Regions from separate parts of the Homo sapiens genome. Here region 2 is linked to region 1. The links are chromatin contacts, found by Hi-C or POLR2A ChIA-PET in ENCODE. All regions are on one chromosome and are shown on one strand. Each heading gives the region's core, a stretch centred on a gene start or an enhancer-like site at or near the end of the contact. The rest is flanking DNA. Distances are from core to core; before and after follow the strand shown.

Region 1 (4,719 bases), core at 345-2,844:
TGTAAGAATATCCTTAAGTAGATTCGTCCTCAGTACTTTATATGGGAGCCCCGCCGTTCTCCCCCACCCTTTTAAAGTTCTTTTAAGTTAACCTTTTGAGCCATCCATTTCCTATATGACAGGCACTATGCTAATCATGTATGTGATCATTTTTTTCATTCGTTCTTGCAGCAACCCTAGGAGCTTGTGGGTTTTCTTCTCCCTTTGCAGATGGGAATGTTAGCACCCCCGAAAGTTGATGTGCCTTGTCTAAGATGAGCAGCAGAGATGGAATTAAAACCAGGCCAGCATCCTTGCTGCCTCATACTTCCTTCTTGGTAACTCTTCATTGTCATGAATTCCCTGTGACACTTGTACTTAGAGAAATATTCTTAGCATGACCCTGTTGGCCATGGATCTAAAATAATATAAAGAACCTCTGCCTGGTCGTCGTCACCTTTGAACGCACACCTAAGCTTTTTACTTCAGATTCGGCAAGCCCTGTCTGTGCGCCTGACACTACTCTAGGCACCAGGAAACAGGAGGCAGATCTGTGAATTCCCATTGACACACCCAGTCTGTTAGCCACAGCTCCATTTCCTTAAACACTTCAGATTCCATTCCGTCTGCCCATGCCTTCTTAGACTTGGCTGTCTCCCAGCAGCTCCTGCACCCTATTCCTACCATGAGTGCGGCCTTGGTGGAGCCCTGGGGCGTATCTTCTGTAACTCACTGTGGTTTCAGGGTTCATATATTGCAGCTATGTATCTTTGTCCTATATAATAAAGAATAAAGAACCTTCCAGGGTTCATATGTTGCAGTTCCTTCGAGCAGTGTATCTTGGTCCTAATCACCCCCTTTATAATTTAGGGATACTGAAAGAAATTTGGACAACTAAGAATATCCAGTTAAATAATGACAAAGGCATATTTACTTTCCTGAGAAACATCTATTTGTTTTACCCAGCGGATGCTTTTCAGAAGGAAATATTGTATGGTGGCAAGACCACGACCTAATTAGCCTCTACACCCATAACCGAAAACCATTATTACTTTTCTGATGGTATCTCATTGAAGGAAGACAAAAAAAATAAACTGGCACCCTCTCTCTGTCAGTTTCTTCCTAACTGCGTCAACAAAAATTAGTCCCCAGGCATGTGGGAGCTGGGCAGGACCGGGTACCCTGTGGCCTGAGGAGTGGTGGGTGATACTTCCATCTCCCCACCAGCACACAGTCTGGTCCTTAGGAGATGTTTCAGTATTCGAGTGGAACATGGAGACTTTTCCAGCCTTGCCCCAGTCCTGTTCCACCACTCCCACCGACAGCATCCATTGTCTGAGTACCATCTGGTCTTGAGCCCTAAGAAAGGGCCAGTTTGTGGACTGGGCAGCTTTTCAGATTTGGCTTCGTTTTTGCTACTTTCCTGACGAACGCCACCTTGTCATGTTGACGCCAGCCTGTGTGATGAGCTGAGCACCTGAATGATGTGTGCAAAGCTTTCCTAGCTCTTCTGGACTAGAAAACACTAATCCTGTTTGCTTATCTGCCGCCCTTGAAGCAGAGATGAGAGTGGCAGTTGAAGGAGCTTTGAAATCCTGGAGCAGAGCCAAGGCCTCTTTGCCTGCACACTCCACTCTGCATGTTCCAGCCGTAGGAACAAACTGCATTATTTTGTTTCAAACTGTGCTCAAGGGAAGCCAAGACCTTGTAACTGGAAACTTACCAAACAGAGAATTCTAAGACTAAATTTAGTGTTCTATTTAAAAAATAAAATAAATCGAACATTGTGTTTATCTTTTATATGTTAAAAAGGAGAGAGAGTAACCTAGTTCACACTAACAACCTGAGAAGAGTATTCAAAGAAGTGAGAAGAAAACTAATCCTTTTGGTGAAGAGGGAAATCCTTAAGAAATTATAATGAAGTGGCATGGAATAGAGGCTTTGCAGCCAAACTTCCAAGCAGCACAGCCTCTCTAATCTCCGTTATATACAATTTTATTGTGGTCCAGAGAATATTTAAAACTGTTAAAAAATAAAGGAACTTCCATGGACAGAAAGTAGGAGAGAAGATTGGTGGGTTTTACTTATACGGGCATTCTCTGGCTTTAAAATGTATAGATAATTAATTGCTTGTTGAACTATATTCTTCATTTAATTATGTGTGAATTGGTTTTCTCTTATTCATGTTAAACTCTAATTGGAATGAAGAACCTTGAGATACCATAGAGACTCTGTAATACAGAGTATCAACAGGTTCATTTGTGACACTTTGATGTGACTTCAACCAGCCATGGTCTCTCTGCTAGCTCTTACCTTCCTCTCCTGCCTCTTCTCCCATTGCTTCAACAAACATCAAGCACTTTGGATGAGGCACAGGATTCAGATTGTCAGTGATTCCCCAGTTCTGATCCATGGATTAGCATTATGTTAGAACCACCCAGAAAACTTGTTAAAATGCAGGTTCTTGGGCACCATCTCCAGACATTCTGGTTCACAAAGTCTAGTATGGAACCATGGAATGTGTATTTTTTGAGGTTCCCCGGATGATTGATACACAGCCTGATTTGGAACCAGTGAATAGACAGTTCTCTAAGACAAAAACAATATTTATTCTTTGGTGGCTGTTATTTTGCATCGTTAGACTCATTTTCATGTTGAGACGACATAATAGAGACTGATCAAGTTCATTTAGAAGATGTTTATGCGTACCGACTGGCACTTAAAAAGCTCTTTGTTTCCATATTCTCTTTGGGAGAGCTTTGACTGGGGCCTTGGCTAGTCTAGAAAAGGACCATAGCTGAGTATAATCTGTTCAGGCTCTCAGTAATTTTACGGAATACCAGTGCAGTCCACCGGTGTAATTTGGGGTGCATGTGTGTAAACAGGTGATGTTTCTTTTTTTTTTTTTTTTTTTGCCATTTCATTAAATTCATCCGATTTCTGCCATGGCAGAAAATTTTATTATTTTAGTAATGCGGTCAAGTCATGAAATAAATTGTGTCTTCCTTAGATTGCAGGACTGATAGCTTCTCATATGACTCTTATGAATCAGAATTTTAAAGAATCAGAATTTTAAAGGATAATATTTAAGTCATTGACATCTTAATCTACTTAAAAAGCCCTGCACCCACTTTGGCAGACATGGCTGTCATAAAAGAAATTTTGAGCGCCTACTAGGTGCTTATGACACTGGGAGCAAGGACTCATAATTTCCTGTGTTGTTTCTGCAGACTGAAAGTGTGGTCACTTTGGTGAACCAAGGTAGTGTGATATGAGGTTAGACCATGAAATCATCGGTAAGTGCAGACACGGAGCACATTCACATTTGTTCTTTTCTGCTACCTTGATAGCTTCAGAGTCTACCAGCTAGATGTGTCAGACAGCCCTGCTGGAGGTATCTTTTCCCAAGAAAAAAGACAGCAGGAGTGGAGGAGAGAGTATCAGACTGCAAGTCAGGATGGCTTTGTTCCACTTCTGCCTCCGCCTTGTACTTAATCCACCATGTGCCACTTTCTAGCCATATGGCCTTGGGCAAGTTACTTGACCTCTTGGAGTCCCTCTGTCCTCTTCTGTGAAAATGGGGATAGTATTCACACCTACCTCAAGGTGGTTAAAAAGATCCGGTGACCATCCAGATATGAAAGCACAGAGCCCAGCACTGGGCGCACTATTCACTCTGTAAATGTTACCTGAGGCTGAATCTCATCCTTGCAGGCCATAAACCCCGATTTGACTCTCAGAAACAAGGAGAGCGATAAAGATCCTAGGAGACTTCTGAATATTAGGATCGTCGTAATAGCAGATAGGGAGTGAATCCAAGCAAAACAGAATAGTCACGGCAACTCCCAAGAGGTTTTGCGTACGGACCACTTCTCCCTAGTCATTTAGTCATTGAATAAATGGTCATTTCTCATTCAAGTCCTCACAGAGCTTGAGTGGCCTAAGAAGCTGCTGTGTTCTCTTGACCCACCCTTACCCCCTGACTGGCCTGTAGCTGGGAGGAGGACTAGCAGCTTCTCTGTCTTCAACCTTCAGGGCTCTGATGTCTCTGTCTCTGTGAAGCAGGCCTGATTCTTGCCCCAGGCAGAATTAATGATTCTTTCTTTATATGCTAACACACTTGAACCTCTATTATAGCATCTCTTTCATAATGCTTTTGTGTGGAAGTTGATTGTTTGCATTTTGATCTTTCTCTCTCTATTTTAAATTGCTTGAGGGCATGGTGTGTGCACATAGTGGATACTCAGTAATTGTGGGATTAATATAGATCAGAGCACAGAAGCAGTTTCATGGGGGCTAAGAGCACAGAATCCAGAGCTCAACTTCCCTAGGTTCATATCCTAGTTCTGCCAATAGCTGTGACCTTATACAGGTTCCTCAACACCCAGGAGCCTCAGTTTCCTCATCTATAAAATGGGGACAATAATGCTACCTACCTTATAGGGCTGTTGTGAAAATTAAGTGAGTTAAATATATGTGAAGCACTGTTCTCAGTGATTGGCAGATAGTAATGTGAATTCAGTGGTCATGGTGGTGGCTGTTTTTTGTTTTTGTTTTTTTTTTTTTTTTTTTTGAGATGGAGTTTCGTTCTTGTTGCCCAGGCTAGAGTGCAGTGGCGAGATCTTGGCTCACCACAACCTCTACCTCCCGGGTTCAAGTGATTCTTCTGCCTCAGCCTCCCGAGTAGCCGAGATTACAGGCATGTGGCACCATGCCTGGCTAATTTTGTATTTTTAGTAG
Region 2 (4,584 bases), core at 999-3,498, 93 kb after region 1:
CACTGCCAAGTTCACCTCAGTGGCCTCCCACAGGGTCAGCACTCAGTTCAACTCCGAGTTGCTTCCCATCCGTGCTCTCAGTAATTCTCCATCCCAGCCCCTCACTAGCCCTTTACACACAGGGGATGGAGCGAAGGCTGCAGTGATTCCTAGGAAGCAGCAGAGCCAGCAGACAGCCTCCAAACCCAGGTTCCCTCCAACACATCCTCCCGCCTGTCTTTGTTCTAGTTTCCACATGTTCCGTGTTAGTAACTCTCTGCATTTCCAATACCAGGCACAGGTCGTGGCACCGTGTGTAGGTATCAGTGAATATATTTTGGAATAATAGACGGGAGAATGGGTGAAGGAAATTAGGGAATAGGGAAGCATTTGAGGCAGAGGGGCTCCACTTGGCCTCTGGTGCATACACATTGCATCCTGTCCTATCTATGGGCTTCAGAGGTTGCTGCTTCCTGATAGAGGGGAAGGTGTCTGCAAATCACAAGGGCATGTGGCCCATTTTTCGGTCACCTGGAGAAAATCAGATGCAAAGCCCAAGATATTTAACAATATCAGTCAAACCAACTTGTCCTTCTCGACTTAAATGACAGAGCTACCAGCAGCCAGGCAGCCCCATCCAGAGAAACCCCCTTTATCCATGTCAAGCGGCAGCCCAGGCTCCAGCTCATTTATTTAGGCCTTTCTTGCTCTCTGACACGCCTCCTAGCAGTTGCCAGGCAACTCTGGGAGTAGCAGTGTGTGTTAGGGATTAACTAGTTAGGGCTGGGGTCCTTTTTGGCAAGAAGGGGATAAAAGACAAATGAGTTTAATTGCTAGGCCGAGGGTCCTTTCTCTGCATGGTAGAAGATTGCAACTTTTGGAGGATATGTGTAGCAGTATGGTTCTAAAATTTGCCTTGAATATTCCTCCTTCCTAGAGAGAACGAAAGAATTTTTTAAACAATCTTTTACCTCACTCCTTTGTTTAAAATTATATCATCATGAAATCTGAATAAGGCTAATACACCCCCCTCGAAACACATTTCACACACGCTGGTCTCAGTTTTAAAGAACTTTTGCAGATAGATTTGTGTGCTTTCAATTCATCCCCTTTTCTGCTTAGAGTTTCTTATTTCATAACCCATGCTGCATGACGGTGCATGTGAGGGTTCCTCTCCCCATGTCTGGCCCACCGCAGGTCCTTGGTATATGTTAGGTTAAAGAGCAAAACCCATGGGTATTGGTGTTTGAAGACGCGTCCTCTTCTGTGCCAGTGTCTGTGGAAAGGCCAGTGTAGATGGAGCACTATGGGAGCTGTTTATTCAGCTAGCTTGTGTGGCCCTCTCTGGGCCAACCTGCTAGCTGGGCTTCCCTAAGATAAAGGGAACAGAGCTACTGCCCACAGGGAGCGAATGCTGGGTGGGGGCAGTAAGCAAACTGTTTAAACAGGCAGCAGCCAGCTCACTCTGGTCCCACTTGCTTAGTTCATCCCAAGAGGCCAGCTTCCAGATTCAGCTGTGGGTACACTGGTATCATCCACCTTATAGCCCATGATTTTGCATGTGATTCTGCTGAGTCATATTTATCCACCTAAAACCCCTGGAGGACGCAGAAGTTGAGATAAAAGCAGATTGATAGCCTGGCTTTCAAGGATGAATGCACGAGGTTGTGTTGGAGCAGGTTGGAAAAACACCACATATATCTGTGTCCTGATTGAGTAACCCTGTTGATCTCAAGTTGTTTATGAAAAAACAATAAAAACTGTTTTCGGATTTGTTTTTGGTGTAGTGGAAAGCAGAAAAATATTTTTAAAGTAGTAAAATCAAAACAGCACCATAGTCCCACTGATTTTTACTACATATGCCTTTTGTATTTACTCTTTATTTTTTCATTATGCAAAGGGTTTACATAGGTACAAGCAAATCTCAGTTAAAAGTTAGTTCCCCGCCCCCATTTAACAAGATTTCATATGCATTTTTACATAACTGCAGAATATTCCATCAAGTATAACTACCATAATTTCCATAACCACCCTCCCTTGTTGGACATTTAGGTTATTTCCAGTCTTTTGATATTATAAGTAATACTCCACTAAACATCTTTGTGAATAAAGCTTTGAAATGCTGTATTTCAAAGCCTTCTGAGTGGAAGAACTGAGTCTGTGAGCAGGAGCCTGACTGTGGGGGCCAACTTGTCACAGCATCGCAAGAAAGCAGATTTCGGTTGACTCAGCCTCGCGGTGGCTCAAGATGGAAAAAGAATCAAGAACCCTTGATGGGTGGGAGGGTGCGCACTCCCTGCCCTCCACACAGACAAGCAGAGGATTCCCAGAACACACATAAGGGATGTGACTAATTTGTCTGTGCCCCCATCTTGTGCTGAAAATAGGTTTGAGGAACCTTAAGACACTATGTACAGTACAGCAAGATGAGAGATAAGGAAGCAAGGAAACCGGGAGAAAGAGGAAACTGCATGACGCCTGGAAGGGACTGATGTGTGTGTGCAGCTGTGTGTCTGTGTGAGGCTCTGTGACCCTCCACACAGGTTGGGAGTGGTGGAGCTGGGACTCACCCCATCACACCCAGGTCTGTCTAAAGAGCCCATGCTTTAAGGAAAAAAAATGTAAAAAATACATATAACATAAGATGTGCTATTTTAACCATTGTTAAGTATACAGTTCATTGGCATGAATGGCATTCACAATGTGCAACCATCACTACTGTCTATTTGCAACATTTTTCATCACTCCCAACAGAACCTCTGTATCCAGTGAGCAAGAACTTCTCATTTCCCTTTCCCCCAGCCCTTAGTAACCTCTAGTCTACTTTCTGTCTCTATGAATTTGCCTATTCTAGATAGTTCATAGAAGCGGAATCATTCAATATTTGTCCCTTTGCCTGGCTTATTTTGGTAGCATCATGTTCACCAGGTTCATCCGTGTTATAGCATGCATCAGAACTTCAGCCCTCTTTAAGACTGAATAATATTCCACTATCTGTATATACCATATTTTGTTTATCCACTCACTTGTTAATGGACACCTGGGTTGTTTCTATGTTTTGGCTGTTATGAGTAGTGCTGCTGTGAATGTGTGTGTATAATTAATAGTTGAACACCTGCTTGCAAGTCATTTGGCTATATACCTAAAAGCGCAGTTGTGGGTCATCTGGTAATTCTACGTTTAACTTTTTGAGGAACCTCCAAAATGTTTTTCACAGAGTCCGTGCTTTTGTTAAGTGGGTAGCAGTGTCTGTGGGAAGCACGAATATGGACCCAAGAATATCTGTAGGAAAAGTTCATGAAACATTTGTTTTATTTTCCGGTATATTTTAGGCAAGTGGATAAGGAATTATAGCCAAAACCTACAGGCCGGAGCTAAGCAGATTCATTGATGGGGGAGTGTAAAGGGGACTGCAGAAGGGGCTGGTAACTTGCTAATTAACATTTTTTCCCATTTTAGTGGTCATCTGAAGTCAAGATCATGTCCTGGGAATGAAGCAAGGATAAGGGGAGGTGCTTCTGCCCCAGGACTTCAGGGACCATCACTATAGCTCTGTGGCTCTAAGTGGCTAAGGAGGCCACCGAATGTGATGGAAGGAGTATGGCCTTTGGAATCACCTGGGTTTTAATTCTAGTTCTGTCATCTACTAGAAGATGACTCTGGAAGTTACTTCACCATCCTGAGACTCACTTTTCTCATGTGTAAGATGTAAATAATGCCTAGCTAGCAGGACTCTTGAGAAAAATAGCAATAATATGCACCAAACACCAGCATAGTGCCTTGCTGATAGTAGATGTTAACTAAATGATAGTGACCATCCCTGGGTGACAAAGTAAAGGAGGAAGGGAAAGATGAGACTGCGACATTCTAGAATAGTGGTGTCCATACTTGTTCAACAAGTGCCCAAGAACCTGGAGCCATGCAAAACACCCTGAAATTATTCTGGCCCATTTAATTCTTTCTTTTGAACTAATTGTGAAAGTATGGCTTTTATCTCAAATGATACATAAAGGATTTGAAATAAATCACATATTTAATTATTTCCTTTAATATTTATTTATTTATTTATTCATTTTATTGCCCACCAGCAATTATGGACAAATAGGGGTGGAAGGTACCAAGAGTTGAAAATCAGAGTCATTTAAAAAATTACAGTCAGGTTTTGTTTTTGTTTTGAGACAGAGCTTCACTCTTGTTGCCCAGGCTGGAGTGCAATGGCGACATCTCAGCTCACCACAACCTCCGCCTCCCAAGTTCAAGTGATTCTCCTGCCTCAGCCTCCTGAGTAGCTGAGATTACAGGCATGCGCCACCATGCCCAGCTAATTTTGTATTTTTAGTAGAAACAGGGTTTCTCCCTGTTGATCAGGCTGGTCCCAAACTCCCAACCTCAGGTGATCTGCCTGCCTTGGCCTCCCAAAGTGCTGGGATTACAGGCGTGAGCCACCACACCCGGCCCTACAGTCAGTTTTTTAAATGCATATGAGAAAATATAATTGAGGCTTAATTCATCAAAACATTTGTTGCCTATTGAGAAAAAATGACCATTGTTCAATATTGGCACCAAATCTCCACTGCCCACGTCACAGGGACACTGATGTTGTTC

The links. Hi-C counts contacts between places; a loop is a spot of excess contacts on that map. ChIA-PET counts read pairs that join two places held with the same protein, here RNA polymerase II (POLR2A). Pooled maps may share reads with other maps.
Region 2: a map of esophagus muscularis mucosa shows a loop between it and region 1 (2.1-fold over the local background). The contact joins two enhancer-like sites. A Hi-C loop is called at or near these places in 1 of 168 maps with a recorded cell type or tissue (esophagus muscularis mucosa) and 10 of 50 pooled maps. POLR2A ChIA-PET finds 5 or more read pairs at or near these places in 2 of 52 experiments (both activated CD4-positive, alpha-beta T cell).

Annotation. Positions count from the first base shown.
Region 1 is chr9:123,639,611-123,644,329 of GRCh38, reverse strand. The region is part of intron 9 of DENND1A (DENN domain containing 1A); the gene reads left to right. Among named protein-coding and RNA genes, the nearest start is that of MIR7150, 160 kb to the right of the region's middle. Within about 2 kb of position 1,594, at least 6 of the 41 ENCODE cell types and tissues checked have a DNase peak (open chromatin) inside an H3K27ac peak, as active enhancers do.
Region 2 is chr9:123,547,100-123,551,683 of GRCh38, reverse strand. All of the region lies in intron 13 of DENND1A (DENN domain containing 1A), which reads left to right. Among named protein-coding and RNA genes, the nearest start is that of MIR7150, 64 kb to the right of the region's middle. Within about 2 kb of position 2,248, at least 4 of the 41 ENCODE cell types and tissues checked have a DNase peak (open chromatin) inside an H3K27ac peak, as active enhancers do.